Linked DNA regions of Mus musculus: regions 1, 2, 3, 4, 5 and 7 are each linked to region 6. A link is a loop called in an ENCODE intact Hi-C map of the cell type or tissue named here. Cell type or tissue: heart. All regions are shown on one strand.

What was found. Hi-C counts contacts between places; a loop is a spot of excess contacts. Peaks named below come from ENCODE experiments on the same cell type or tissue, not always from the same donor. Only the 100,000 strongest peaks of a DNase experiment are listed, where the experiment ranks them.
Region 1: it touches region 6 in a loop (3-fold over the local background); 15 of 42 quality-filtered maps call a loop at or near these places.
Region 2: a loop joins it to region 6, with 4 times the contacts of the local background. A loop is called at or near these places in 5 of 42 quality-filtered maps.
Region 3: a loop joins it to region 6, with 4 times the contacts of the local background. A loop is called at or near these places in 15 of 42 quality-filtered maps.
Region 4: a loop joins it to region 6, with 5 times the contacts of the local background. A loop is called at or near these places in 2 of 42 quality-filtered maps.
Region 5: a loop joins it to region 6, with 3.0 times the contacts of the local background. A loop is called at or near these places in 6 of 42 quality-filtered maps.
Region 7: a loop joins it to region 6, with 6 times the contacts of the local background. A loop is called at or near these places in 27 of 42 quality-filtered maps.

What each region holds. Positions count from the first base shown.
Region 1 is chr13:100,000,197-100,004,196 of GRCm38, reverse strand. Mccc2 (methylcrotonoyl-Coenzyme A carboxylase 2 (beta)) reads left to right here. Exons shown (of 17, transcript NM_030026.2): 2 at 3,881-3,947. Among named protein-coding and RNA genes, the nearest start is that of Mccc2, 13 kb to the left of the region's middle. In heart, a CTCF peak has its summit at 2,178 (motif pointing left); a DNase peak (open chromatin) is centred at 2,236.
Region 2 is chr13:99,511,663-99,515,662 of GRCm38, reverse strand. All of the region lies in intron 1 of Map1b (microtubule-associated protein 1B), which reads left to right. Among named protein-coding and RNA genes, the nearest start is that of Map1b, 2.9 kb to the left of the region's middle. In heart, CTCF peaks have their summits at 437 (motif pointing left) and 2,339 (motif pointing right); DNase peaks (open chromatin) are centred at 232, 652 and 2,312; H3K4me3 peaks cover 2,385 bases; H3K27ac peaks cover 2,387 bases.
Region 3 is chr13:100,013,637-100,017,636 of GRCm38, reverse strand. It overlaps Mccc2 (methylcrotonoyl-Coenzyme A carboxylase 2 (beta)), which reads left to right and starts at 1,998. Exons shown (of 17, transcript NM_030026.2): 1 at 1,998-2,251. The coding sequence starts at 2,123. In heart, no CTCF peak of the experiment used is centred here; a DNase peak (open chromatin) is centred at 1,946; H3K4me3 peaks cover 1,944 bases; H3K27ac peaks cover 1,224 bases.
Region 4 is chr13:100,658,190-100,662,189 of GRCm38, reverse strand. The region is part of intron 2 of Ak6 (adenylate kinase 6); the gene reads right to left. Among named protein-coding and RNA genes, the nearest start is that of Taf9, 8.8 kb to the right of the region's middle. In heart, a CTCF peak has its summit at 2,101 (motif pointing right); no DNase peak of the experiment used is centred here.
Region 5 is chr13:100,102,395-100,106,394 of GRCm38, reverse strand. It overlaps Bdp1 (B double prime 1, subunit of RNA polymerase III transcription initiation factor IIIB), which reads left to right and starts at 2,325. Exons shown (of 39, transcript NM_001081061.1): 1 at 2,325-2,768. The coding sequence starts at 2,557. In heart, no CTCF peak of the experiment used is centred here; a DNase peak (open chromatin) is centred at 2,314; H3K4me3 peaks cover 2,272 bases; H3K27ac peaks cover 879 bases.
Region 6 is chr13:99,351,109-99,355,108 of GRCm38, reverse strand. The region is part of intron 2 of Mrps27 (mitochondrial ribosomal protein S27); the gene reads right to left. Among named protein-coding and RNA genes, the nearest start is that of Mrps27, 8.3 kb to the right of the region's middle. In heart, a CTCF peak has its summit at 1,895 (motif pointing left); a DNase peak (open chromatin) is centred at 1,738; H3K4me3 peaks cover 805 bases; H3K27ac peaks cover 1,484 bases.
Region 7 is chr13:99,840,993-99,844,992 of GRCm38, reverse strand. No RefSeq gene overlaps it. Among named protein-coding and RNA genes, the nearest start is that of Cartpt, 58 kb to the left of the region's middle. In heart, a CTCF peak has its summit at 2,133; no DNase peak of the experiment used is centred here.

The sequences.
Region 1 (4,000 bases), 650 kb before region 6:
TACAGGGAGCCCCAGTTAGACTGGGTGGGTTATCTAGAAATAAAAAGAGGACAGTAAGTTGGGAGACAGACATGTGCAGGTTCTGGGAGAAGTAGATGGAGGTGGGATGAACATGATCAAAGTACATTATATAATATATGATAATATAATTTATGATATCCTCATATATAATATATGATATTCTCAGAGAATAAATGAAATGCTAAATTTAAAAAGTTTAAAAATTTATTTATTTTCCACTTTATTGCTCTGATTGTCTTAACGTCCGTTTGCAGGGGCACATTACCCTACAAATTGCCTGTAGTCTTAGGTATCTGTGGGATGGCTCTGGACGTAGCCTCTGAGGGCGAGGGGCCACTGCTGTGGATGCTTACTAGAGAAATAATGTTATACATATGGTGGTGGCTGGAAAAAACCTTTTTTTCCTTTGTCTTTATTAAGTTTAATATATATTTATTTTTATTTACTCGTGTTCTGTATGTTTGGTGTGTGTGTGTGTGTGTGTGTGTGCGTGCACACGTGCGCCATGGCAAGTGTATGGCAGAGGACAATCTTGTGGAGCCGACTCTTTCTTCTCTCCTCTATGTAGTACTGGAGATTGAATTTGGGTTGTCAGCGAGTACTTTACCCTCTGAGCCATCTCGCCGGCCCAGCTCTTCAGTTGCAAACAGAGAATTCTTCTCTGGTGTGCGTGCACCTTACCAAGATACTCAGTGTGTGGGTTTTATCAGCAGTGATGTTCCTTTTGTTGAACATGGAGACGAATTCAACCTTAAACTTGGAAACACCCAAGGTCCATCTTTTCCAGCAGTGGATGTTTTCAGAGTGTCTTTTAACACTGACCGAAGTTAAGAAGGCACAAGGGTTGACAGTTTGAGTGAAGCTTCCAGACTTTCTAGAGCTTCTTTAAACTCTGAGTGGGTGGACTGCAGAGAGTGCTCTTGATGTTGGCAGAGAGGGAAAGTGGGCTATCAGCCACTGGGTTATTGAAGAAGGCTTGCCACCTGCCTCAGTGACAGCCTTTTACCACTTATAGGAAGCCGCCTTCTCATCAGTTAACTTTTGAAATTGATACAGAAATCACTATTCATAGGGTACCATGTTTCAATCCCTGTACCTATTACAAAATGTTCTGTCAGAGTAGCTTATCTCTAGCATTTATATTGTTTCAGTTTGCTTGTTTGGGACAAAGTGTTACTATGTAGCACTGGCTGTCTTCGGCTCTAGAATGCTGGGATTATAGGCATGCACCATCATATATCCATCCTAATATTTATAATTTCTTTGTGGTGAAAGATATTAAATTCCATATTCTAGCACTTTTTGAAATATGCAATACAGTGTTTTTAATCTGTCATCACTCCACTGTGCTACAGAACTCGGAACTATTTCTCTCATCTAATTATAAATGGCTGTTGACATACCTTTCACCGTTCCTCTCTCCTCTTGAGAAAGAAACCTTAGGATTAAGGGTTTTTTGTTGTTGTTGTTGTTTTTTTTGTTTTTTTTTTTTAATATTTAAGCATGAATTAGGTGGTTTTAACCCTTTGGTGAGCATAAAATAATAAGAATGGTCCACAGATTACAGAAAGGTGCTTCAGTGTATAAAGGTACTTACCATCAAAGTGATAAACTGACAATGGAAAGAGAGTGAGGGGGAGAGAAAGAGGGAATAAATAAATGAAACAAATGAAAATAACTAAAGCATACAACTTAGGTACACAACTAAAGCAAAGTATGTGTGTACCTCTCTGCAGTGAAATCAACTCTTTCCACCTATCGGCACGTTGAGGAGTGAACTGTCCCACTGTCGGCTTCCCCGGGGACTGAGGTCGGGCTGCTGCATCTGTGCCTGAACTGCACCGTGGAGGGGGCAGCCTGAACTTATGATGAGATCTTTGAGGAGAGAAGTGAGTTTCAGTGACAGATAAGGAGCTTGCCTTTGGCTTTGGCTGCACCTCCTGCAGCCCCTGTCTGCCACTGTCTGGTTTATGCACACCAGGCTTTTCCTGCCTCTGTGCCAGGGCTCTCTCAGATGACAAAGCCGTCCAGGACAGTTCTGGACAGTTGCAGACACAGCCCTTGTTTTTAGATGGTTCCTCAAAGCTTCTGAAAGGCAGGTGTGTGTGACATCACACATTTCAGGTCACACAGCTCTCCTGCCACCTCCTGGCCACTGGCGGAACAGACACGCTCTGGATCTCCATTCAGGCAGCAGCTCCACCTTGCCTCCAGGGTTTAATAATGGCAGAGCTTCTGGTAGGAGTCCAGTGGGGTGGCAGTGTTCCAGACAGCTTCCTGAGCTAAGTTCCCAGCAGGCTCTTAGGCTGCAGAGGGACACCCAGAAGATATCTAAGCTGTGCAAGCATATCGTTTTGCTCTTATCGTTACTTTTTTTTTTTTTTTTTTTGACATGGACTCTCATATACTCAGGTTGGCTTCAAACTGACTGTGTAGTTGAGAATGACTTTTTTTTTTTTTTTGGTTTTTCAAGACAGGGATTCTATGTGTAGCCCTGGCTGTCCTGGAACTCACTCTGTAGACCAGGCTGGCCTTGAACTCAGAGATCCGCCTGCCTTTGCCTCCCAAGTGCTGGGATTAAAGGTGTGCGCCACCACGCCCGGCTGAGGATGACCTTAAACTGTATATTCTCCTGTTTAATCTGCCTCTGCCCAGTTTCTCCTTCCTCTCACCCACTCATCCCTCCCTCCCCAGGGATAAGTTGATTAGTTTAAGCATCCTTATCAACAGTGGAATGTCCTGCATTGGTTAGAATCTCAGGGTAGTGACTGATGATCGTTTGGGACAACATAGATGGTTAAGAAGACAGCCAGGCAACCTCTGATCCTTTAAAAAGTGTGTTGTCAAAACAGAGGCTGTGGTGGTACACACCCATAATTCTTACAGTTGGTTGGTAGGTAGATGCCTCAGGGTCCAAAATTCAAGGTAATTCTCAAGTTACATAATGAGTTTAGGCTAGCCTGGGCTAAGTGAGATGCTTCTCTCCCCACCCAAACAATAACAGCTACAACAACAAAACACCCTCCCTGGTGGCACATGCCTTTAATCACTGCACTTGTTAGACAGGCAGGTTGATCTCTGAGTTCCAGGCTAGCCTGTTGTACATAGCAAGTTCCAGGCTAGCCAGGGATACACTAAGAAGCATTGTTTCAAAAACAAAAACAAAAAAAAATTGTGTGTGTGTGTGTGTGTGTGTGTGTGTGTGTGTGTATGATGGTGGGAGCAAGCATATATCAGTTAAATGTAGTAGGTATCTAAATGAGAAAGGAGTGGCCAGGATAAGCACTATAATGAAAGAAACATGGTTAAGACTTAGAAACAGGGCTCAGCCTTGAAGAAGTGGGTCAGAGGGGCTGGTGCTCCTAAAAGAAAGCTGAACACATGGGCAGGAGTTAATCTTTCTACAGGATGGAGTGTGCCAATTTGGAGTGGGCATGTAGGTGGGAGTGATAATGGCCTTGAGTGGAGGTCACACAGAGATGGCATAGGTTACTATTTTTCTTTCCCTTTTTGCAGCATGAGGTTGCACCCAGGGCTTCCCCTGTGGTAGGCTTCATCTCTGGCCACACTCTCAGCCTTTGATTTTTTTTTTTAATATTTACACACTATTTTTATGTGTATGTGTTTGTGCCTGAATACATTTATGTGCTCTGTGCTCCTAGGAGCCCACTGAGACCATAAGTGGGAGTCCGGAGTTACAGGTTGTTGTGAGCTGCCCCGTGGGTGCTGAGAACTGAACACATAGGCGCTCTAAACAGCTGACCGTCTTTCCTGTCCCCTCAATGTGTTTACTGACTCTTAACTTTGGTTAAAGGATAATGACGTATAGCGTGCACCTCCCTCTGTGCTTCTGTTTCAGGAGAACTATGAGCAGATGAAAGCTTTAGTGAGTCAACTTCATGAGCGAGCCCAGTATGTGAGACTAGGTAAGTGCTGCCTGCCTGCCTGCCTGTCTGTCTGTCTGTCTGTCTGTCTGTCA
Region 2 (4,000 bases), 160 kb before region 6:
CCCCCCTCCCCCCCAGCCCCCGAGGATACAGGCATGGAACCCGTCTGCGCTCTGTTTCTAGACGAAGCCCAGCCTCGCTCTTGCCCCTGAGGTCCTGGCTGCAGCTTTCAGAAAGGACAATGGGACCCCAGGTTGCGTGGGTGGGCTTCTTTGAAAAGTCTTAGCTTCAGGAGCCATAGCTTGAATGGGAGGAGGAGGTGGCAGGGGAGGGTCAGCTCCTGCGCTGCTGCGCGCACCAGGAACGGGCTCTGCGGTAGCGGAATAGCGGTTCCCGGGGAACCCTGGGCGGGGCTGGGAGGGTCCGGGAGGGCACAGCCTTGGGCGGGCAACCATCGGCCCGCCCTTCAGCCCCACCCGGTCTGCCGCAGTGCCCGCGCTGGACAGCCGCACCTGCCCCCGCACTGCGGCGCCCCCGGCTGGCACGATGCTGGCTCTGCCCGAGCCTCGCGCTGTCAGGGGGCCTTGCGCCCACCTTTGGCTGTGAGCGGTTTTGTTGCGCTCCCGACTCCCCGGTGGCAGCTCTAGCCTCTGCTTTATTCCGCCCCCCTCGCATCCCTCCCTTCACTTCATCCCTGGCAGAAGTCCCCGGGTCCGTGTGCAGCTCCAGCCTGAGCGCTCTATTCTCTTGGGGTGGTGCTGAAACGTTTCTGCTAGGAGACACCGGCTGGTGGGCGTGGTGCAGTCCGCACTGCGGTCTCTACGGCAGCCCGAGGCGGACAAAGGGCGTTCACGTAGCCCTCCTTTCCTTCTCCCTATCATGCCAATAAAAGATGGATGAAATGATTTTGGTTTAGATGAATAAATAAATAAACAAAAGCTTGTCACCTGCCTCTGCATTTGGAAATGCCCACTTGTCCCCAGAACAAAAGGCTTCAGGGTGGGGACTGGAGTTGCAGACCCGGTTCTTTTGTTTAACTTTAAAGCACGGATTTTCCCTTTCAGCTTAAAAGGAAAAAAAAGTGATCAGAAAGCCTGTCGTGATTTTTCATGAGGGGAAGATCAAGAATAAGAGATTTCAAAAGTGGAATGCTTTTTCTGAATGTCTCAGTAATCATCCTTCATTTTCAGATTACGGGCTTTTGATCTGTTTCTCAAACTTCGTTTATTTCCACGTTTTTCTCCTTGGAAAAACTCACAAGTACTGACTTTGGGTGTGGCTATTGTGGGAATTAATGGCTAGGTGTTTTTAAATCTTTTTTTTTTTTTTTTACTTAATATTTCTGGAAACAATCCATTAAGAAGTGCTTTTTCATCTCCAGAATGTTCAGAATCACCCATTGTGGTGCCAGGAGAGGAATCATCACGCCCATTTTTAGAGCTTGAGAACAGACATGAGGGAGGAAGAGTGAGGGACAGACTCAAGGTCACGGAGCAAAGCTGTGCCAGGAGAACGGCTACTGCAGTGTCACTACTTGTGTGACCCGGTCTAGATAGGAGTGCCAGCAGGCTAACATCACAGATTCAGCAGGCAGTCTTCTGACCTTGTCTTTGAACAAGTCATCTACTTGTGGGCACCTCTTGGTACAGGGAGGAGGCTCAGCCATCGCCTTGCAACCACGTTTATCTTCCCGCTTTGTTACCGGGTTTGATCATTCCTTATGCGATCCGTTCCAGGCTTTATTCAAGCCTCTTTCTGTTGGAGGAGAAAATAGATGCAGCCAAGGAATTCTGTGCGTTATGTCCTGGCTTTACTAGCATTTAGTCCTAAATCCAGATTTGTCTTCTTAACAGCAGAAAGTAGGAAAGAAAGGGAAAGAAGGAGGGAAGGAGGAAAGGAAGAAAGGAAGGAAGGAAGAATATTTGAGAGAGAGAGAGGGAAAAGCACAAACCGCAGAGAACAGTTCACTGAATTTTCACAAAGTGAAGACACCTGTGTTGTCCAGCTAAGAAACAGCCATTTACAAGAATCTCAGAAGTCACCCCACCCACCAATCCTAATGTTCATTTTGCAATCACCATGCTTTTTTTGATTTTTAATTCCCTAATTTGGTCAGGTTTTTTTTCTTTCTTTCCTTTTTTTTTTTTTTTTTTTTTTTTTTTTTTTGGAATAGATTTCTGAAATGGTTGTATCGATCTCATTAAGAATCAACCAAGTGTGTGAGCAGAGCCATTTCCTCCAGGGTAGTAACAGATGTTGCTGATCCTCTAGAGAGTGCTCTCCTGGGTCCCCGGGTCTCCCGATGCAGCTCACACTGCCCGGGTTTTCAAGGATAAGTGAAAACTCTGCTTCCCCGGCTTTTCAAACAGTCTGAGATGACTTAGCAACAGGGCAGTCAGGCTCTGTTTCCTTGGCGGGGCGCACTGCTGCTTCAGCTGGCAGATCCCAGCTGGGCCTCCTCCAGAGGTCACTATGGTGCCACTGCTATTGTTGCCTGCAGGCTATGTTGCTTGAGGCAAGAAGAAGCTGCTCCATGGGGCTCAAGCTCGGCTGGTCAGCTCCCTGAGGGCTGGGGAAACCATTTCTCTCAGCTGTTAGCCTTTCTTATTCCCTCTTCCTTTCCCATCCAGACTGAGGCACTATGTAGCTGGAGACCCTGGAGTCTGGCATATTGGCCATCTGATTGATTACCCAAGAGCACTCCAGAAAGGCAATAAATAAATAAATAAATAAATAAATAAATAAATAAATCTAGACCCCTGTAGAGGGATGGTAGATACCGAAGCAAATCAACAGGCCCGAAACACCCTACATGGATGCTAAGTGCTTCTGGAGACCAAGGAAGAAAAATGCTCAGCTGTTTTTGAAAAGCACAAAATCAGGGTTGATCATTTCTTCTCCAGAGCTTCAAACAATAGTGTTCACTTGCACTGTTCGAGCTACACTGATGCAGTTCTATAGGACTTGATCCCAAACTACAGTGGACACCACCAACTGATTCATCTGTCCTTCCCTAATTGTCCCCAATGTGGAGGTAGCCTGATAGCCTTATTCTTACCAAAATGCTGGCATCTGGGTATATTTTAATATTTAGACTCTATACAACAATACCGGTCACACTGAAATTTAAAACATGGTACAATTGAGTTTTCATCAGTTCGTGCCATTCTTTCTAAAGAAGCCAAAGTCATCTAATGAATGTTAAGTGTCAGTCTGATGCTTTCAATTATGATTAGAGGGCAACTAACTGTCTCTCTAGGTGACATTAGATATAAGCAAGATGTGCTTATGAGAAGATAGATAAGTGTGCTATCCACTGCCTTGAGTCTTTAGGTGTGAGTTAAGCTGGTTACATTGTAATAGTCTGATGCCTCCTTAGTGAAAATGTTCTCTCCAAAATTGTAGGCAAGAAAATAAAGAACCCAGAAAGGCTTTGGGATTTCATTTTCATTTTCTTCTAGCAAAGAAAAAGAAGTGAAAACCATATATGGTAGGAGATAAAGAGACGCTAGAATGTGTTACATTTATTATATTCATCTTCACACTTCCAAAATCAGGAGGCAGATGGATTTTTGCTTGTTCTGCCTAATTGGTGTTACCACTAAGGGCTCTGTGATCCTAGCTGAAATCCAAGCGAGTCAGTCCCTAAATGGAAGGTCATTAAATCAATGCTTTGTTGTAAATCTTCCCTAAAAGCTTGCTTTTAAAAGTAATTTCTAGCTTTTAGATTTAGAAATAAATTCTTATAGATAACTATTTGCTTCTATTCTAAGATGTTATCCAAGACTTGAGGTTGTTTATTTTTCTTTTTCTTTCTTTTTTTTTTTAATTATTGCCAATGCTCTGAAGTGATGTGCTGTCCATGTGAGATATCATTTTCATTAAACACGAATATAAGACGAATATTAAGTTACTGGCTTTGTAAAAAGAGAAGCAAACCAAAGGCTAGGTCAAAGGAAAGCTGGGAAATCTTTTCTCTAAAAAGCCTCTTAGCATTTTCCGTTTAGCTGCTTCTCTGGTTTATACGTCTATCCTAGGTTCAAGTTACCTTCTAGTGTCGTTTTCCAAACAGAATCATAGGATTATAGGCTGACCATTCAGATATTTACAAGAAATACTCAA
Region 3 (4,000 bases), 660 kb before region 6:
AGTTTGTTCCTTCCTCCCCTACACACAAGCTTTGTTTTCTATATAAGGAAAGAAATTGAAGCTTTAGTCTCAGGAATAAAAAAAACAATTTTGACTTCTCTCCTCAGCTACGTGTCTCTATGCTCTTAAGCCACCCTCTCACAAGCATGGGTCAGGTGATGTGGGCAGTTTGTAAAAGACCTCAGCTGTAAGGGCCTTTTTCCTGGCCTCTGGGCAACTGCACTCAGGTGCATATGTGTGTACAGTCCCTCGGGCATACACATCATTACAAGTACACTTTAACACCCTAACACTTCAATCCCAAGTATTCAGCCTAGCCTACAAACATGGGCACCATTACACAGACTCAGCAGCCCGCGTCGTGTAGTTATTCCCACCCGTGTATATATTTAAGGAATAAGCCATGAATTTGAGAGGCACCTGGATAGCAGTGGGAACTCTCGGGACCGGTAGGAGGGTCAAAGGTAAACAGTTTTAACTAAGTGAAAAGCAGAGGAAACATTTTGGGCACTTTTGCTTAGTCCACACTGCCTGCACACTCACTGTGTAGCCCGGGCTAAGGTTGAGCTGCTGATCCTCTTAATTGACCTTTTGAGTGCTGGAGTTGCTAGGAAATTATTTTCTTTTAGCCTCGTTGCCAGGAATAAATGTTTCGTTCAGCTCAAATGCTCTGCTTTGGTTTGTTTTCTTTTACATTTCTTGGATGCCATGTGAATCTTTAAGTTATTTTCCACATTACAAGATCTTATTTGGGGTCGGCTTGTAGCAAGATAGAATGCTTATGTCATGGTGAACTCACTTTGATTTGACTTAGGCCTTCGTTTTTCTTAGATTTTAAAAAAGCTGGCCATTTCTGGAGCTAGGGAGGGCTCAGTGGGTAAAAGCACTGGGTTGAGCAGGGGCAGAAGGATCAGAGGTTTCTAGCTGCACACCTCGCTGCAAGTTCAGTGAGAGACTTGGTTTCAAAGGAATAAGGCAGAGTAATGGCTTGATACTGACATTCTCCAGCTTCCATGTGTCCATGTGTGCTTCTGTACACACACCGTACCCACGTCTGTACACACAAAGTGCCACTCCTTCTAAATTAGCACCATTTAATATAGTAGGCATGTTTCACCTACTCTCTCTCTCCTCTGTGTGCATGTGCGCGCGCGCACACACACACACACCTAGAGCCTTTTGCATTCTAGGCAAGCGTTCTACCACTCAGCCCAACACTATTTGTATGATGACATTGTCTTCAAGATTCATGTTAAAACAGTTGGTTTCAGACAATGTCTCATTTTGTTGCCCACCCTAGCCTCTAAATTCTTCACTTAGTAGTCTGTGGACTCTTCACTTAGTAAGCTACAGAAACTTTGACAAGCCTTCTATCAATTGGTTTACCATAGTTTTCTGTGGGTCGGGCTTCTTTCTTGAAGCTGCAGAGTGGTAGAGTCTATGGTCCCCAAGGGAGACAGAGCGACCAAGCCTGGCTCCCATCTTAGTTATGTGTTTCTACCCAATCTGGCTTTTATTCGGGTGCTATTCTCCTACAGCATCTTTCCTCCTAGGGCACAGCCGACCCTCTCCTTAGCCTGTTCATCTTTCTGATGCTCCTGGCGCTTTTACTTTGCTCATGCTGTAGTAACACGTAAGCATTCAATAAAGTGTGCGAGTCAAAACAAAACAAAACAACACTAAGGCACTTCGCAGAGTGTTTTTAATCCTTATTGGTGTGAAGATCCCAGTACTGATGTCTACAATCTGTCACATTCTAAAAATGATCAGGTGTGCTGAAGCTCTGCAGTACATGGGCTAGAGGCGGGTGCATGCTTGTGACAAACGCTTCGGCAGGACAGCAGCCACTTATCTGTTCGCTCTACTCGGCCCAGTGTTCCTGGGCTCGCGATGGAACCTGGACTCGCGCAGCTGCTCTTCTGCGCCTCATTGGCGGAGTAGAGAGGCGTGGCGCGCAGCGCCGACCAATTGGAGGTGGTCTGCGATGGCACGTGTGCGGGGCTGGCCTGGGAGCTGATGGACCAGGGCTGGTGCTGCAAGGACTCTGGAGGAGCAGCCCCCAGGAGCTGCAGAACCGAGCTGCAGGGCCGCTCTCTTTCTCTTTTGGGTGTTTGCCATCGCCATGTGGGGCGCGCTGAGGTCAGCTCTGCGACCGTGCTGTCGGGCTGCTGTACCCCCGCAGCGTGCCTATCACGGGGACTCAGTGGCCCGACTGGGCACCCAGCCTGACTCGGCCTCCTCCACCTACCAGGTAGGTTGAGCGAGCGTCCTGGAGGCCTGTTCGCCTTCCTGCCCCGGAGTCATCGGAGGCCAGAGGGTGGGCATGCTTGGATCTCTGCTGTTCTTTCCTTTGCAGCTTCAGGCGTCATTCTGGGACTCAGTAGGGTCCTGTGAAGTTTGCAGAAGGAAGTCGTTCCAGTGAGATTTTAGTTCACTTTTAGGACTGGTACTGGCATTTTGTGTCACTCAAATCAGTGGTTCTCAAAACCCCACAAAGCATTGTCGCTTGGACAACTTACAAATGCCCGAGACCGGTTTGGCAACTTTGTAATCACGAAGTTGTGGTCCTCGTGTTTGCATGGCTGGGTATATTCTTTAGCGGTCTTGTGGCAGCCACCTTTAGGAACTACCATAGCACGATAGTTTACACTCTTCCGCTTAATAGTTATATTAACAATACACAGCTCACAATGTCTTTACATAGCTTTTCTTGGGACTGAGTGGCTTCCCCTGGCCAAAGAAGCAACTCATAATTTGTGAAGTATCAAAGCTGGAACATTTAAATCTGTTTCATGGCCTCTACAGATAACGTCTGAATTATTCATAGAACCAGCAGTTATTTGCCAGGGAAGAAGTTAACTTAGTTAAGCACTAAGTTGTTTGTGCGGTATTTTAAGTATTTGGCCTGGATGTGTAGGAATGAAAGTCATTTGGGGCTGGGAAACGTTAACTAGAAATCAGATAGCTGTGCGGCTGTGTGGTAAGAGGTGTCCTAGCCCTGAAGGGCTGAAGGCACCTAGAGCACACAGAGCAGAAGCAGGTGGATCTTTGTGAGGTTCGGTCCACCTTGATCAACAAAGCCAGTTCCTGGACAGCCAAAGTTACAAAATAACTTCTCAAAAAAACTACCACCACCACTACAACAAAATACAACTACTATATACTAATTGTACAAAGTAATAAATACACTTCACTATATGTACATACATGACTCTCTTATCTCCTCTCCACTCTTTTGCTGTCTCCTTTTCTCTTTCCAAGTAGTCCTTATACTTTCATGTCCCTAAATTGTACATCTAACCTAGATTCTGCATGTGAGAGAAAATGTGGTATTTGTTTCCCTGCCTCCCTACTGTGATGATCTCTAGTTCCAACCATTTCCTTGAACATAGCTATTTTATTATTTTTAGGACTATCTTGTTTAGTTTTGACAGTTTCATACAGAAATACAGTGTATCTTTTTGTCTGTTTTGAGGCAGGGATTTTTATTTTCCTGAGTAGCCCTGGCTGTCCTGGCTTTGTAGATCAGCTCTGTAGACCAAGCTGAGCATGGTCATCACCTGCCTCTGCTTCTGTGGTTTAAGGCGTGTGCTACCACGCCCAGCTGGTGTATCTCGATGTTATCTGTTCCCAGTTCCCCTTCCCAGTCTCCCTAGACACTTCCCAATGTGTCCCTCCCTCCCACCTACCTTCCCATATCCTTCTAATACCTTTTAATACCACCTTAAAAACTAGCTGAGTCCTATTGTTGCTAATTGCTACAATGTTGACTGATCGTTGGCTTGGTCTTGTGCGGGTCTTGTTTAGGTAGCCACAACTGCAGTGAATTCATGAGCACAATAGCTATGTCACATCCAGAGGACAGCTCTCCTCCCCAGCCTTTGGCTCTTCCAGTATTTCCACTCCCTCTTACATGATGTTCCCTAAGCGTGCGTGTGTGTGTGTGTGTGTGTGTGTGTGTGTGTGTGTGTGTGTGGTGTAACTATCTCATTTTAAGACT
Region 4 (4,000 bases), 1.3 Mb before region 6:
AGGATCTCACTATATCTCTGGGTAGCACTGGACTCAAGAGATCCCCCTACCCAGTCCTCTTGAATACTGGGATTAAAGACCTGAGCCTCCCCACCTAGCTAAAAGATTTACTTTTAGTTACGTATCTGTTCATGTGTAGTTATGTGCCTCTGAGTGTGTGTGCCTGCAGAGGCCAGAACCATTAGGAACTGGAGTCATTACACAGTTGTGAGCCACCTCTGGGTGCTAGGAACTGAACTTTCTTCTCTGCAAGAGCAGTATGCATTCTTAAGAGTCAGCTCTCCAGCCTTTCTCTGAAAAATTTAAGTATCAAAGTCTTTAAAGAGCAGGGGAGGGGAGCCAATATCAGAGCTATTAGTGGAAGAAAATAACATTTTGTTGTTGTTGTTGTTATTGATTGGTAGGAAAAGGGAACATATAGACAGACAAATATAAACACTCTCACACATATCACTGTTGGGCCTCAATCCCAGCATGCTAAGAAGCAAATGCAGGAAGATTTCTGAGTTAGAAGCCAGCCTGGTCCACACAGTGAGTTCCAGGACAGCCAGGACTACACAGAGACCATGTCTCAACAAAACAACAACAAACAAAACAAAACAAAGCCACAAAAACTAAATAACAACAAAAACAAGATTGGGCTCCAACTTAAGGTCAAGAATATAAACTTGGGGACTGGAGAGATGGCCCAACAGTTAAGAGCACTAACTGCTCTTCCAGAGGTTCTGAGTTCAATTCCCAGCAACCACATGGTGGCTCACAACCATCTGTAATGGGATTGGACACTCTCTTCTGGTCTGCTGAAGACAGCTATAGTGTATTTGTATACATAAATCTTTTAAAAAAAAGATTTTAAAATTGGGGGCTATAAGGTAGCTCAGCAGTTTAAGAGCACTGGCTGCCCTTCCAGAGGTCCTAAATTCAATTTCAATGCAACCGCATGACGGCTCACAACCATCTGTAATGAGATCTTCTGGCCTCTTCTGGCATGCAGGTGCACATGCAGATAGAGCATTCATATACATAAAATAAATCTTTAAAAAAACACACGCAAACACATACACATACAAATATACATACATACACACTCACTCCAAGCAATCTCAGGTTCTTGCTTCTGGAAGTAAATACCACTTCCTGATCTCACCCTTTCTTAAGGGGAAGAGGAGTCAGTCTCTTCACTTCCCAGAATCCTCAAGTCATTCCTCTCAAAAGGTCGATGGTCTTGGATTTGGGGATACAGCTCAGTGGTAGAGCACTTGGCTAGCACTCAAAAGGCCCTGAGTTCAATATCATATATAGTCAAATTTTAAAGAAAGTTAAATAGCTTTATTTTATTGTTATTTTGTCTTTTTTTTTTTCAGAGCTGAGGACCAAACCCGGGCCTTACACTTGCTAGGCAAGCGCTCTACCACCGAGCTAAATCCCCAACCTCAATGGCTTTATTATAAAAGGCAGAGGCCTGAGAGATAGGTCATCAGTTAAAGGCACTTGTTCTTTCAGAGGACCTGGGTTCAGTTCCCAGAGCTTACATGGCGACTCAGAACTGTCCGTAACTCCAGTTCCAAGGGGTCTGACATCTGCTGGCATCAGGCATACATGTGGCAACCGTACTAAAAATACCTGACTCATGCTTTCAGGAGGTGTCTGCCCTCTTGGAGGCAGGGAAGGTGAGGCAGTCTGGAGTGGGGAGCTTGCAGCTGCCACTGCTTTACATGGTGACTGGCAGGAAGTAGAAGGCAGGCAATAACCATTAAGGAGAGCCCCCAGCACCTCGGCCAGCCAGGCCCTAACTCCTAAAAGTTTCACAGACTCACAGTGTCAGAGTATGGAACATAAGTCTATGGGGCTGAAGAGAAGGCATGTTGGTAAATGGCCTGTTTAGCTCCTGCAGACCAGAACTGTTTCCAGCACCCACATGGGCAGCTTACAACTGCCCGTAACTCTAACTTCAGGGGGGCCACATATCTCTGCCTTCTGTGGGTACTCACAAGTACACACACACACACACACACTTAAAAATAATAAGAACAAATCTGTATTATCATTTCTTAAAGATTTATCTGTGAGTACGCTATCTGCATTTACACCTGCAGGCCACAAGAGGGCACCAGAACTCACAGATGGTTGTGAGCCACCATGTGGTTGCTGGAAACTGATTTAGGACTTCTGGAAGAGCAGCCAATGCTCCCAACCCCTAAGCTCTCTCTCCAGCCCAGCTTCACTACTATTTTAAATCTAAAACAGCCACTTATGACGTAAAAGACCTTCAATCCTGGCATACAGACAAGACACCCATACACATAAGCATTTTTTTACTTAAAAATTATATGCTGTCGAAAAATTAGATGTAGTAAAATTAACCTTTAGAATTAGAGTCTAATTTCTTGCAACGTTTGTTCTACATATTTTTTCTTTAAAGGTTTATTTAATGTGTGTTTCTGTTCGCCTCCATGTACCTGTGAACCACATGGATCCTGGGTCCAGAAGCCCAAAGGGCCAATGGATCCTCTGGAACTCTGTTATGAACAGTTCTGAGCTGTGTGTAAGGGCTGAGGACCAAACATTAGCTGCTGAGCCAGCTCTCCAGCCTCCTTTGATGTAGAAGGAAGGTTATAATTTTTTAAAAAGATTATTTAGTTAACATGTATGAGTACACTGTCACTGTCTTCAGACACACCAGAAGAGGGCATCAGATCCCATTACAGATGGTTGTGAGCAACCATGTGGTTGTTGGGAATCGAACTCAGGGCCTTCGGAAGAGCAGTCAGTGCTCTAACCACTGAGCCATCTCTCCAGCCCCCTAATTTTTTTGTTTGTTTGTTTGTTTTTTGAGACAGAGTTTCTCTGTATAGCCCTGGCTGTCCTGGAACTCACTTTGTAGACCAGGCTGGCCTCAAACTCAGAAATCTGCCTCCTCTGCCTCCCGAGTGCTGGGATTAAAAGCGTGTGCCACCACACACGGCTATATATTTTATAATTATTGTCTGTACATGGTATGTTTAGGAGAATATGTAGAGATCAAAACACATGTGAGTCTTCACACTTGTTTGATTTTACCTGCTGAGACATCTCTTTCGTCTACAAAGTATATATAAAATATATATGACAGGGAGTTTTTTGTTTTGTTTTATTTTGGTTTTTAATTCCTCCTCCGAGACAGGGTTTCTCTGAGTAGCCCTTCCTGTCTTGAAAGACCTTGAACTCAGATCCACCAGCCTCTGCTTCCAAAGTGCTGGGATTAAAAGTGTGTACCACCACCACCTGGCTAACAAAGGACATTTTTTTCTTCTTCTTTTGGTTTTTCGAGACAGGGTTTCTCTGTGTAGCCCTGGCTGTCCTGAAACTCACTCTGTAGACCAGGCTGGCCTTGAATTCAGAAATCCACCTGTCTCTGCCTCCCAAGTGCTGGGCTTAAAGGCTTGTGCCACCACTGACTGGCTGTACATATGATCTTAATACAGCAAAGATCAAAAAGCTTCATTTGATCAAATGACTGAAAGTTCAAAACATTAAATCAATTTCCCACGCAAAGTTTTATGATTTGAGGAAACTAAATATGCACAAAATCCCTGAGAGAAGAACACTGGGTTCACTGAATGGAGGAGAAAGGGGAAGAATGGCTACACATAAAGCTGAAGACCAGCTCATGAGAGAACCAAGTACAAAGGCTGAGCTGGGCAGCAGATGCCTGTTAAGCCCAGGACTCAGTGAGAGGAGCAAAAAGGAACTCAAGTGTCCTAAGCAAGCTACAACAGCACAGACTCTCCTTCCTAAAGGCTCCCACCAACATTCTGATCCAACCTTGCCATTCTCTTCTCTCTCATCCTCTTCTAACATCAGTGAACAATAGTATCAAAAGGCAGGTGGGAGATACTGCAGACCGAGCAGGATTCTCACACGAGGCTGGCGTCTCAGGTGGCAGATACAAAGTAGCAAGCCCTGGGTTTTAGCCCCAGCACCAAATAAACCAGGTGTCCCGGGCACACTTAGAAGTGGC
Region 5 (4,000 bases), 750 kb before region 6:
CAAATTCTGGTCCTCATGATGGAATGCAAGTGCTTAACTGCTGAACCATGTCACCAGCCTCCAAATTGTAGAATTTTAAAATTACTGGTGACACTAACAACTTACTTCACAAACTTGTGTAACACCTGTCTTGTGATGTATTTAAGTAAAAGTAAAAGTTACTTTGTTGCAAGAGCTGGAGAGATGACTCAGCAGTAAGGAGCAATTGTTATTCAGCACCTACAGAGTGGCTCACAACCATCTATAACATCAGTACAGGGGAATCTGATGCTGTCTTCTCATCGTCCTAAGGCCCCCACTGCCAGGCACGTGCATGGTGCACATGCATGCATGTAAACTTACTCATACATATAAAAATAAATACATCTATAAAACACAATAAAATGTTCATAAAATAAATTTTTTGCTTTATGCCTTTACGAGTAGGGAATTAAATCTTAATCATTTTGATTTCCTTATCTACAAAGTTGTGACATCTTGGATTTTTAGGTAGAACACAGGATTATGAAAAGGCCTTGCATAAGAGCTTGCTGTAGAAAGCTGTATGTCCCAGCAGTGACTACAAGATTCTTTGAGGTATCTTTAGCATGGTATTATTTCTCAAATACTTATTTATTAATGAAGTCTTGATCTGTAACTTTAGCTGGCTTGGAACTAGCTATTTAGAACAGGCTGTTTTCAAACTCATGTAGTTCCCCTGTCTCAGCCTTGGCCTCTGGAGTGATGAAATTACAAGCATGTGCTATTATTACTCCTGGCATTTTGAGATGTCGTGAGCATCTACATCTATTTGATGCTCAGTACTAAACTGCACTCCCACCTTCTTCAGGTTTCCTGTGTTTGTTCTCTCTCTCTCTCTCTCTCTCTCTCTCTCTCTCTCTCTCTCTCTCTCTTCTGAAAAGGTTTCATGTAGCAGAGGCTGGTTTGCAATCTGATACCTATTTTCCTTGTCAAGTTGCCCTACTGCCAGTACCGCAGGACTCTTCCATCACCCTTGAAATCTCATCATATTTAATATATTCTTGTTGATCTTGTTCATTTATTTTGTATTTTCTCCTCTGTAACATACAATGTCTTATTTATTGCTCCGTTGATATCTCTGGAAGCAATAAATTTTGCAACATTCGTGTGCAAAATGTGGAGTATAATCATTTTTGACAGTTTTTATTTTAAAGTGTACAAAAGCCCATATAGTGGATGTCCTGTGAAGTGTTTCATGGCTTCTCTTTGCGATTTCCTCACACAGAATTTCAACCTTTTTTTTTACTCAATTAAAAATTTCTTGGCGGAGGTTGGGGGTTGGACAGATGGCTCAGTAGATCCATTTCCTGCTCTTCCAGTAGGTCCTAGTTTTGGTTCCCAGCACCAGCATCAGGAGTCTGATAACTACCTGTAACTTTTCAGTCTCCCGCAAACTCGCTCTCTCCATACTCATAGTTAAAACTTTTTTTTTTCCTAGCAGGGTATGGTAGCCTATACATACCTGTAATCTCAACATTGAGCCCGTGCAGGCAGGAGGATCAAGAGTTGAAGGGCAGCCTTAGCTATAAGAGGCCCTGTCTCAAAAACCCTAAAACAAACAGGTTCTATGCTCTGGGGATGCACTGGTGCTAAGGCACTACTCTCATACTATTTTATCTTATTGTAATTTTGAGGTAAGTCTTGTCAGATAGTCCAGGGCTCGGAACTTGTGACCTCTTTATTTCGGTTTCTCCAGTGCTGGGATTGCAGGCACGCACCACCATGCTCTGCATTCTTGCACACTTTGACTCTTCTCGAAAACTCCTTAATAGTTCATAAAAGATTCAGTTAAGTAGGTTGGGGATGGACGTTCCATGGCAGTGTGCATGCCGAGAATGCAGGGTTTGTGAGGGATCCTGGGTTCAAACCCTAGCACCACTGGCGAGAAATTAAAAGTTTGAGCCGGGCAGGCAGGGGTGGCGCACGCTTTTAATCCCAGCACTTGGGAGGCAGAGGTAGGCAGATTTCTGAGTTCGAGGCCAGCCTGGTCGACAGAGTGAGTTCCAGGACAGCCAGGGCTACACAGAGAAACCCTGTCTCGAAACGGCCCCCCCCCCAAAAAAAAAAAAAAAAAAGTTTGACCTGGAGGATTCAGCTGCTTCCGCTCTCTCTTTTCAACAACTCCCAAGGTCTTACAAAGGAAAGAATATCTGTCTTCGAATCAAAAAAAAAAAAAAAAAAAAAAATCTCTGGTTTACAGGTAACCGAAGCTACAGAGCGTTGCAGTTGCTATGGCTCCCGGCGCCCGGAGTCTGACGTCATCGTCGGCGCCGAATGATTACGCATTGCTTCCGGCGCCTTTCGCGAGCCGGGACGCGGGGAGGAGAAACTTAGCTTTTAGTGTGGCAGGGTCATGAAGAGGAGGCGGTGGCGGGAGAGCGGAGGAGGCGGAGGGGGCGCAAAACTGCGGTAGCCAGCGCTGGACTGGTGGTTGTGGACGTGTGGGAGGGTGAGAGTGTCAGCCTGCGGGCAGCGGCCGGGGCTCTGGGCTGAGCGCGGCCGCGGAGCCGCCGCTCTCGGCCCCCTGGCTCCGCCATGTTCCGCAGGGCACGCCTTAGCGTGAAGCCAAATGTCAGGCCTGGTGTAGGGACCAGGGGCTCCGCCGCTCCCAATCCCCAGCGTGGACCAGAGGCTCCCAGGCCTCCGGAGCCTGCCACCGAGTCAGCTCCGAAGCCAGCGGAGCCCACAGATGTGCCTGCAGTGGATTCCGGGGGAGCAGAACCCCAGGAACAGGCTCCCGGGAGCAGGTAAGGTCTTCTATCAAGCTGAGCTGTTGGATTTTTACCACGGAGCACCTCTCCTGCAACAAGCTTTTGATTTGAGCTGGATGAAACCACTTCTAGTTGTAGTTTTATTCCGTGATCTGAGGGTGCGACTACTATGACTCTGTCACGATCTTAAGATTCCCGAGGAGACAGTGTCTTGCCTTATCTTACAGAGATGGGAATCCAGGCTTAAGGATTTTGAAGTCAAGAATGTAGACGCACCATCACTTGGAAATTTAATTAATTGTCCTGGAGTACTTTACACTGAAAGCACTTTGGGATTTTCATTTTGTGGATATTTATTTTTGAAAGGAGAGCACCAGTGCTGATTTTTTTTCCTCCCTCCACGCGGTGATGCGGTTGAACCCAAGGCCTCATGGAGTGTTAGGTAAACGCCCTGCCCCTGAGTCAAAGGGAAGAGGCTTAGGTTACTTATTTTGGTTCGAGTGCATACTTCTTTATTGTAACTACGTTTCCTGAATCAAGACGCCTGGCTTTAGTGACAAATACCACATTTGAATTTAGGACGCTCCTACTTAGCTTAGCAAGTTTAAGTAGGTTGTTCTCAGAGAAAATTTGTTCCTGGTGTCAAGTTAGTACCTCCTTTAGGACAATATTGTGAGATCAGATAGGATTACATAAACTGCCTTACATGCCACATGGTAGAATAGTTCCCCCAAATTTACTAAAAAAAAAAATTTGATTACTTTCAAAAAAAGGTGATGAGACCGAGTATGGTGTCACAACTTTAGTCCTAGCAATAGGGAGGCAGAGGCCACCCTGCTTTAGGACAGTCAGCCCCATAGTGAGAACCCGTCTCAAAAAACAAAACAGTGGAGAAAGGTGATGGTACAAATTAAATATGTGACGGGTTAATATGGTGACTGTAGTGTTTTATAATATACAGAGGAAAAAGCCAGTAAGTAATCACATTAAGTGACAGGGAGATGGTACAATTTATGTTTGCATAGTAACAGCATTTCTTCTGTTAATCAGAGTTTGTGCTGTGTGTTATTTTGGCATTCCAATTATGCACCATGATTTCAACATTTTTTTTTTTAAACTTGGATCTGTTTGAAAATTTTCTGCTTAGAATAGAAATACCAGTATTGGTCACTGCTCCAAATTTGGAAAATTTTGTTAACTATATAGGAAGGCATAATGATTGATATTTTATAAATTCCCATAGGCCATAGTCCTGAGACATGCTTGAG
Region 6 (4,000 bases):
GAGCGTCAGGGACTAAATCTGCAGTAACTATGGAAAAGGACAGCAGTTGGCCCATGAAAGGAATGACATACTGACCTCCCTAGATCTGTAGGAAAAACTATGAGATTCCGGGCTGTATTGTCTCCAGAGTTGGGTTGTGTGGACCTCCTAACAATACTGACTCTTCCAACCCATGGCAAACAAAAATAAAAGCAACAACATTAACAACAGCAAAAAACAAGGGATAAGACTAACCACAAACAAATTGATCAAAAATAAGTCCAGCTAGACCATCTATCATGGTAAAAACCATATTAATAACAACAAGCAAAACAAGCCCTGAGCCGGGCATGGTGGCGCACGCCTTTAATCCCAGCACTTGGGAGGCAGAGGCAGGCGGATTTCTAAGTTGGAGGCCAGCCTGCTCTACAAAGTGAGTTCCAGGACAGCCAGGGCTATACAGAGAAACCCTGTCTCGAAAAACAAAAAACAAAACAAAAACAAAATAATCATCAAATTATTTTTTACAGCTAGGACAGATGGAAAACCAGACACATCCAGTACCAGCAGAAAGACGAAACCTGCAAATCAAGAGTGTGAGATGCTCTACAAAAGGTGTCTGCTCGAGTGTGACATGTGAGTGTGACATGCAAGTCCTCTGTAAGTGAAGAAAACATATTTAAGACATGACAAAATGTGAACATGCAATGTTTAAGGATGGCATTATAGCTTACTTTAAAAATTGCCATCTTTTGGAGGTCCATATCAAAATTGCTATAAAATGATTGGATGATAGACTGACTTAAAAAGCAGTCTGATGGAGGGGTATAGGCTATAGATGAAATCGAACTAATAACTGTTGAATCTGCTTTACCCCCATGTTTATACCCAAAAAAAAAATTTATTAAAGAGTCAAAAGAAAGTACAACTGTATTTGTGTGATTCGGTTGGGTCCTTGTTCGATTAGAGCATTAAAAATATGAGCATTAGATTTAGAGCATTAAAAATATGTGTATAAGAAATACCAGAAACCCGGCAGGCGTGGTGGTGCACACACTCAATCCCAGCGCTTGGGAGGCAGAGGTAGGTGGATCTCTGAGCTCAAGGCCCTCCTGACTAGCAATGGTTACAAGGTGTGACCTGGTCTCAAAAAACAAAAATGGCAGAAGCTGGTTATTTCATATATTTATGCGACTACTTTATATATAACAATGGCTTTAAAAACATCTTATCTTTTTGAAATATACAACACACAGAGAGAGAGAGAGAGAGAGCTTCAAAACAGTCCAAAGGATTAGGAAGAGGAGCAGACATAAGCTGATAACAGCTGAAAGCAGATGGCGGGTGCTGGGGTTCTTTACAGCAGTCTCTACTTTCCTGCTTTACACTTTCTCGTGTAAAGTGCTAAAGTGCTTTTATGAAGCAGCCTCTGGTGTTGCAAATCAGAATTTCGGCTGTCTGAAGAAAGCTAGGCACATCCCGGTCTCCAACGCGTTTAGAATGCTCCAGCTCCTATGCAGGTGTGCTAACTTTCTGGTAACTCACTGCATATGATCTGTGCATCTTTTTGAACGCACAAAAGCAATGCAACAAGTAGCTTTCAAGAAAATAGGGGGTAGCATTTTAATGTTCAAGGACTCTAGGCACCCTTGAAACAGCCCTCCCCAGGGACGGCGGGCGGAACCAAGGACGCCACACCCGCAGCGGCACCAATGGGGACCACAGGAGCAAATGCCTCATATCGGCCCTCCTCCTTCCTCCAATCAGCGAACCCGACCCAAGCACCTCACGGCCCTCCCAGCGCGATGTCCAATCACGACGCTCCACATGAGCGCACATTTCCCGATAGGCCTGCGCCCCAGCGCAGATGGAAGGGTGTTTCTCGCAAGGACCACACTGCCATCTACTGTCCGACCCACGGAAATGCAGCCACAGGAACACCTGGAGCAGTCAGCAGTCTCCCTGCTCAGAATCAGAGCTCAACCCTTACCAACGCAGTCATGCCATACACAAAAATGTGCATCTATGAAACAGAGGCGGTAGCAGTTACTTCCTGTTACACAATGGAAAAGTTCCGGGCAGTCTGAATTCCAAACTTTACTTCACATCAAACATACACAGGGACATACACAAGGGACCCAGGGACTCATTCACTCTGCATATTTCTAGGATGAATGTTTAGGAACTAGAGCAGACATCACCCATCCCTGATTTATAGCTATAGACATGGACAGCGACAGCTGAAAGTGGTAGCATTGGGACACACACCCAGATGCAGAATTCATATCGTGCTACTCAGGGAAGGCACGAGAGGAGACAGAGTAGGAAACCAGTTCTCACTGGAGGCAGAGGGGCAGCAATGACTCGATGTGTTCAGTAAATGGTTAATTTACTCAAGCATTGGTCTTAACAGAGAAGAGACAATAGGCTCCCCATGATATTTACCAGTCACAGATTATCATCATATTCTTTGGTGTCTTAGTCAGGGTTTCTATTCCTGCATAAACATCATGACCAAGAAGCACTTGGGGAAGAAAGGGTTTATTCAGCTTATACTTCCATACTGTTGTTCATCACCAAGGAAGTCAGGACTGGAACTCAAGCAGGACAGAAAGCAGGAGCTGATGCTGAGGCCATGGAGGAATGTTCTTTACTGGCTTGCTTCCCCTGGCTTGCTCAACCTGCTCTCTTATAGAACCAAGGCTACCAGCCCAGAGATGGTCCCACCCACAAGGGGCCTTTCCCCCTCGATCACTAATTGAGAAAATGTACAGTTGGATCTCATGGAGGCATTTCCTCAACTGAAGCTCCTTTCTCTGTGATAACTCCAGCTGTGTCAAGTTGACACGTACATTTGACAATGTGTTTATTCGTGTAACCAGGGCAAAGACCTCTAGACTTGTGTCCATGTAAATAATCTAACTATACCTCCACACCTAGGAAAATTTTTAACAATAAACTTTCCCAGAATGCATCCTTCCTTTATGTATATGTTCACAGCACTATGGGTAATTCACGTATGGCACATGAGAACAATCTTTGCTATATTACTATTGGATTGTCCTAGCACATGGCTTCTAAGGGGAGAATAACAGAATTTGAAGGGCATCTTTACGTATGTGTAGATTATCTGTGACTCTCACCTATGACTGGATAACTGGCACTTTCTGATAGAAGGCAGAGAAGTTGTATCACATGCAATGCTGTGACTCCCGACAGAACCCTGCCTCTGTGGAACCAAGCTCTAACCACGGGATGGAGAGCACAGCAAGGCCAGGGAAAGCTCCATGCAGATGAAGGGGGCTCAGAGGTGCTGGGTAAGAGTCAAGAGCATCTAACATCCGGCTCCTGTTTCTACTCCCACTCAGTGACCACTAAAAGGAACAAGAGTTCCCAAGGAGGGCTGAGTCCAGGCTAGGGAGCTACTAAGCCTAGAACACACTGTTAAGTGAGAAAGCAAGCAAATGGTGAGAAAGAGAACATGGAAAATAACTGGAAGCATTTATATTAGCCAGGCAGCCTGGGATGCTGGACTCCAAATAATGACAGCAATGAGCCAGTGGGAAAAAAATCCCACCAATCAACAAATGTCAACATAATGTATGATCACAGATAAAAGGAAACGAGGTCTGCTGCCTAAGGGGAACGGTGGTGCCAACTAGTAAGTATGAAGGGGTGGTGGAGGTGGAGAATCACCGCTCTGCAATCTTTACAGCACAGACTGCCTCGGGCCAGAAGCACAGATGGAAAAAAAAAAATCTAAGGGGAAACTTGAGAAGCAGCAGGAAATCGTGGCTATGTTAAAGGTCTCCCTACTGGTCAAGAAAACCGGCCAGTGCTGCAGCTGAGAACTGAGATGCATGTGCCTGGGAGATCAGAGCTGACATGCAGAGTGGAGACAGAGGCGCCAGCTGTGTCCGCATCAGATACCCAGGCAGGGTCATGTCATCACAGGGCAGTCTGATGGGGAGGCAAAACTGGAATCAAATCATAAAGTGTGATGGTTTGTATATGCTTAGGC
Region 7 (4,000 bases), 490 kb before region 6:
GTTGGCAAAGGACTGTCATGTAAGGGTGAAGATCTGAGTCTAGACCTTGGCATCCATATACAAAGCCAGGATTGGTGGCACATCCTTTAATCCTGGTACTGGGGATGCAGGAACTGGGGGATCCCTGGAGTTTGCTCACCAGTTAGCCTTGCAGAATCAGTGAGCTACAGAGTCAATGAGAGACTCTATCTCAGAAATACATGCAGAAAAGTGACAGTGAGACACCTGACATTGGCCTCTGTTCTCCACACACACAGGAATCTGCATACACACGAGCAGGTCCACATGCATGTCCCCCACACATGTTTAATAGTTGGTCATACTTAATATGTTTTTTGCCTCTCCCCAATAAAATATTACACCTATAGGTAAAGGTCTTTAAACACCACCCCTGCTCGCCCCAGAGGCGTGACTCTCTGGGCAGCATCCAGTGTACTGTGAGTCTCTGAAGTTTTACATGATTGGCTCATACTGTGTAGCTGGATCTCTTCATTAAGAGCATCTTTAAGCACTGCCCATGTAGATCTGCTCAGCTCATTAATTTCAACTACGATTTAGTATTTCATTGGTTACTCACACCAGATTTTATCCACAGAGTTCCTGATGCATATTAAAGCTTTCCTAATTTTTCATTATCATAAACGTTTTTGATATTTAATATGATACTGGCCAAGGATTTTTTTTCTTATATATGCCCTTTGTGGATTAGGAAAATGTCCTTCTATCTCTGGTTTACTGTTTTAAACTCTTTATAAAGCAGTCTTACCCTTACCAGGGTGGTCTTTTCTCAAACCCAAAAGGCTCTCTGCAAAGTTGTAATAGAGACTTTATAAATTCAGGTTTTCCAGATTTCATTGCATTTTTACTTGATATTTCAGCTTTCCTGGTTGATTTGTTTCCCCCAAAAGCTGACTGACTAGTCCACTGTTAAGTGTTATTGTATAAATTTGTGAAGTCCACTATTAGATTATTGAACATTCAGGTTAAAAACCCATTTGTGGAGCCGGAGAGATGACTCCATAGTTAAGAGCATGTATTGTTCTTGTGAAGGACTGGAGTTTGGTTCCCAGAACCCATTTCAGACAGCTCCCAACCATGGGAGACTGGAGCATCCAGGGCACCTGGTTCCCTCCTTTGGTCTCTGAGAGCACCACAAGCATGTGTACACACGTGCACATGCACACACATGAGAGACAGAGAGACAGAGACAGAGAGACAGAGACAGAGAGAGACAGAGAGACAGGCAGAGATAGGCAAAGATAGAGACAGAGATGGGGAGACCTATACACGTAAACAATAATAAAGCTAAGGACCAAACTTGTGCTTAAACAAATATCTCCATTTGTTTAGTAATAACTATTAATAGGGTGTGTGAAAGAATTCTGCCTAAAAAAAAAAAATCAATGTTTAGCTTAATACGAGGAAAGGCGCGGAAGAGATTCTGAAAGAACAAAAATTGTCCCAGACCGATAGCGTCACACCCCAAAGCAACAGTAATTCCTTGGGATTTGGCATACTAATTTTCTATTACAGAAAAATGTATTTCTGACTCTGTGGATGCGACCTAGCACTGTACCGGCTTCCATCTCTAAGACCACAAGAATAAACAAACAATATAAACAAGACAAACAGGAGCTGTCTGTAGATTTGACTTCTAGTGAGTAACCTTATAAATCCCACAAAAACAAACAACCCAGAAAATGAGATGAAATGGCAAAGTGAAATATTTATCCCTTAAAAAATAATTTCCTTGGGCTGGAGAGATGGCTCAGTGGTTAAGAGCACTGACCGCTCTTCTAGAGGTCCTGAGTCCAATTCCCAGCAACCACATGGTGGCTCACAACCATCTGCGATGGGATCCAATGCCCTCTTCTGATGTGTCTGCAGAGAGGAACAGTGTACTCATATACATAAAATTAAACAAATAACTAAAAAATATGAAGTCACTAAAAAAAAAAAAAAGGCATTTCCGCAGTATACTTTATATTGCACAGCACAACTGGGAGAGTAGAGGGCTTCCCACACTTACTGACAGTTCTGCGGTTAATGAGAGAGAATTGGAAACAGGAATTGTAGACAGTAAATATTTTCTGTTTCCTCCCTGGCTGGCAGCTGGCGAATTGTCTTCTCTGGCTGCCGTTTCGACAATTCCCACTGTAGGGCAGCAGCAGCCTGCTCATCCCTCGGTGCCGCCGAGCTCTGCTGTGGCTCCCTTCCTCCTCCTAGCAGCCAAGAGGGCTGTGATTGTACTAATTCTGAATTGGAAGGAAAGACCATAAAATCCCTCAAACATTTTAAACAGAGAATTATGTCGCCACAGTGGTATTGATGCTTGCATCTTGGATCCTTCCATCTCTCTCCAACCCCACCCAAATAAACACATTCTCTTATCTGTGTGGATAACTGTGTATGCCCAAGTAATTAAATCCACTGTGATATGAGCCAGGGTATTGCTAGACATTAAACAAACAATATCAGGAACATGGCTGCTTCTGGGAAGGCTGTCTGGGGAACAGAAGTATTCATTTGCTGTGGATGATTTCTTCTTTGTCACAACATCACCTTCTATGGCATATGACATTGAGGAAGATTACCCAGACATGTGCAATGGCTTTGAATCTTCCACACTGTGCACACTGCTCACAGTCATGTCTGCTGATCCTGAGACGGTTAAGAGGCAAAAGGTCTCCAAACTGCAGCAGCAACAAAGTCATACTGGCCATGGCTTGTGCTTTCCCAAGATAAACACATTCTTACAGAGAGATCTGGTATTCCCGAAAGCAGCGTTGACATGAATGTTAGGACAAGACACAAGTCTTCAGCTAAGCGTCTGACCTCCCATATCCCACTATTTGCTCTGTTCTGCCTTAGCAAACTTCTAGGAAATTCAATTAACTGGTGTTTATTTAGCATTGGTGGCACCTGTCAATAATGGTAGCTATAGCAGTGGCATTCAAACATAGACTAACAAGTTTGAAAGGTATGCTCAGGGCCAGGAGCACAGTACCGTTGTGTGGCTCCAATAGGCAACCAGACTAGGAGTCTTTGGCCAGAAGCAGCTCGCTGACTTCGGGAGGGTCAAAGGCAGGGTCTGTTTCTCGGTTTGTTCCGGAAATGCCTGAGACTCTCTCTGGTTTTTGAGCTTCTCTCTTTAGTCATTTTTCTCTGCCTTAGTGTAGTAATTTCCAAAATGAAATTACTCCCCAACTGCAAAGGAGCCTAAGCTGTCTTTACTGAGGACGGAGCATTTATATCATCCATTCTGGGTCCCAGTCACTTGGAATCTTGCTAAGGTCCCAGCCCTACAGTGGGGACTAAGCTGACATTCTCAGGCACATGTTCTTAAGACTTCAAGGCCTCCCCATCTGAACTCATTATTGTTAACCCCTTAGGGTAATAATAAAACCTCTACCACAATTGTTTTATTTTTCATTATTTATTTATTTATTTTTACAAAATTTGTAGCAAGCTTCATTATATATTGGCCAGAACAATGGGCACAGACCAGGCACATATCTGGGATCCCCAGAGAATGGTTGCGAATTAATTAACCTGGTGCTTATGAAGGCAACCCCATAAGGCTGCATACTTCCTAACTTCGTCCAATCAGGGGCAAGCATACATCTGATGTACTTCCTGTCTATGTACCACCCACCTACATGCGATCCTGCACATCCTGTACGGCTGGGGCAACCAACCTTGTTTACGAATGTAAAACCGTATGGCTGGCATCTTACATGAACAACAGCCTCCAGCATTCTAGGGAGTTGTCTTTGGGCAAGTGGGAATTACAGGTCTATCTCCTTGGACAAATGGGACTTACAGGGTAGAGGCATTTTTGTTTCAAAGACCTCTTAAGCACAGTAATTTAAATTTTAAACATAGCTTTAGCCCTCACACTTACTTAGCTTTAGCACCAGGCCTTTCTGCTCTGGGCTGCTTTGCATTCCCCTCCAGTGTCCATACCCACAGCAATTAAGCAAACCAGCCTCCTAACGTT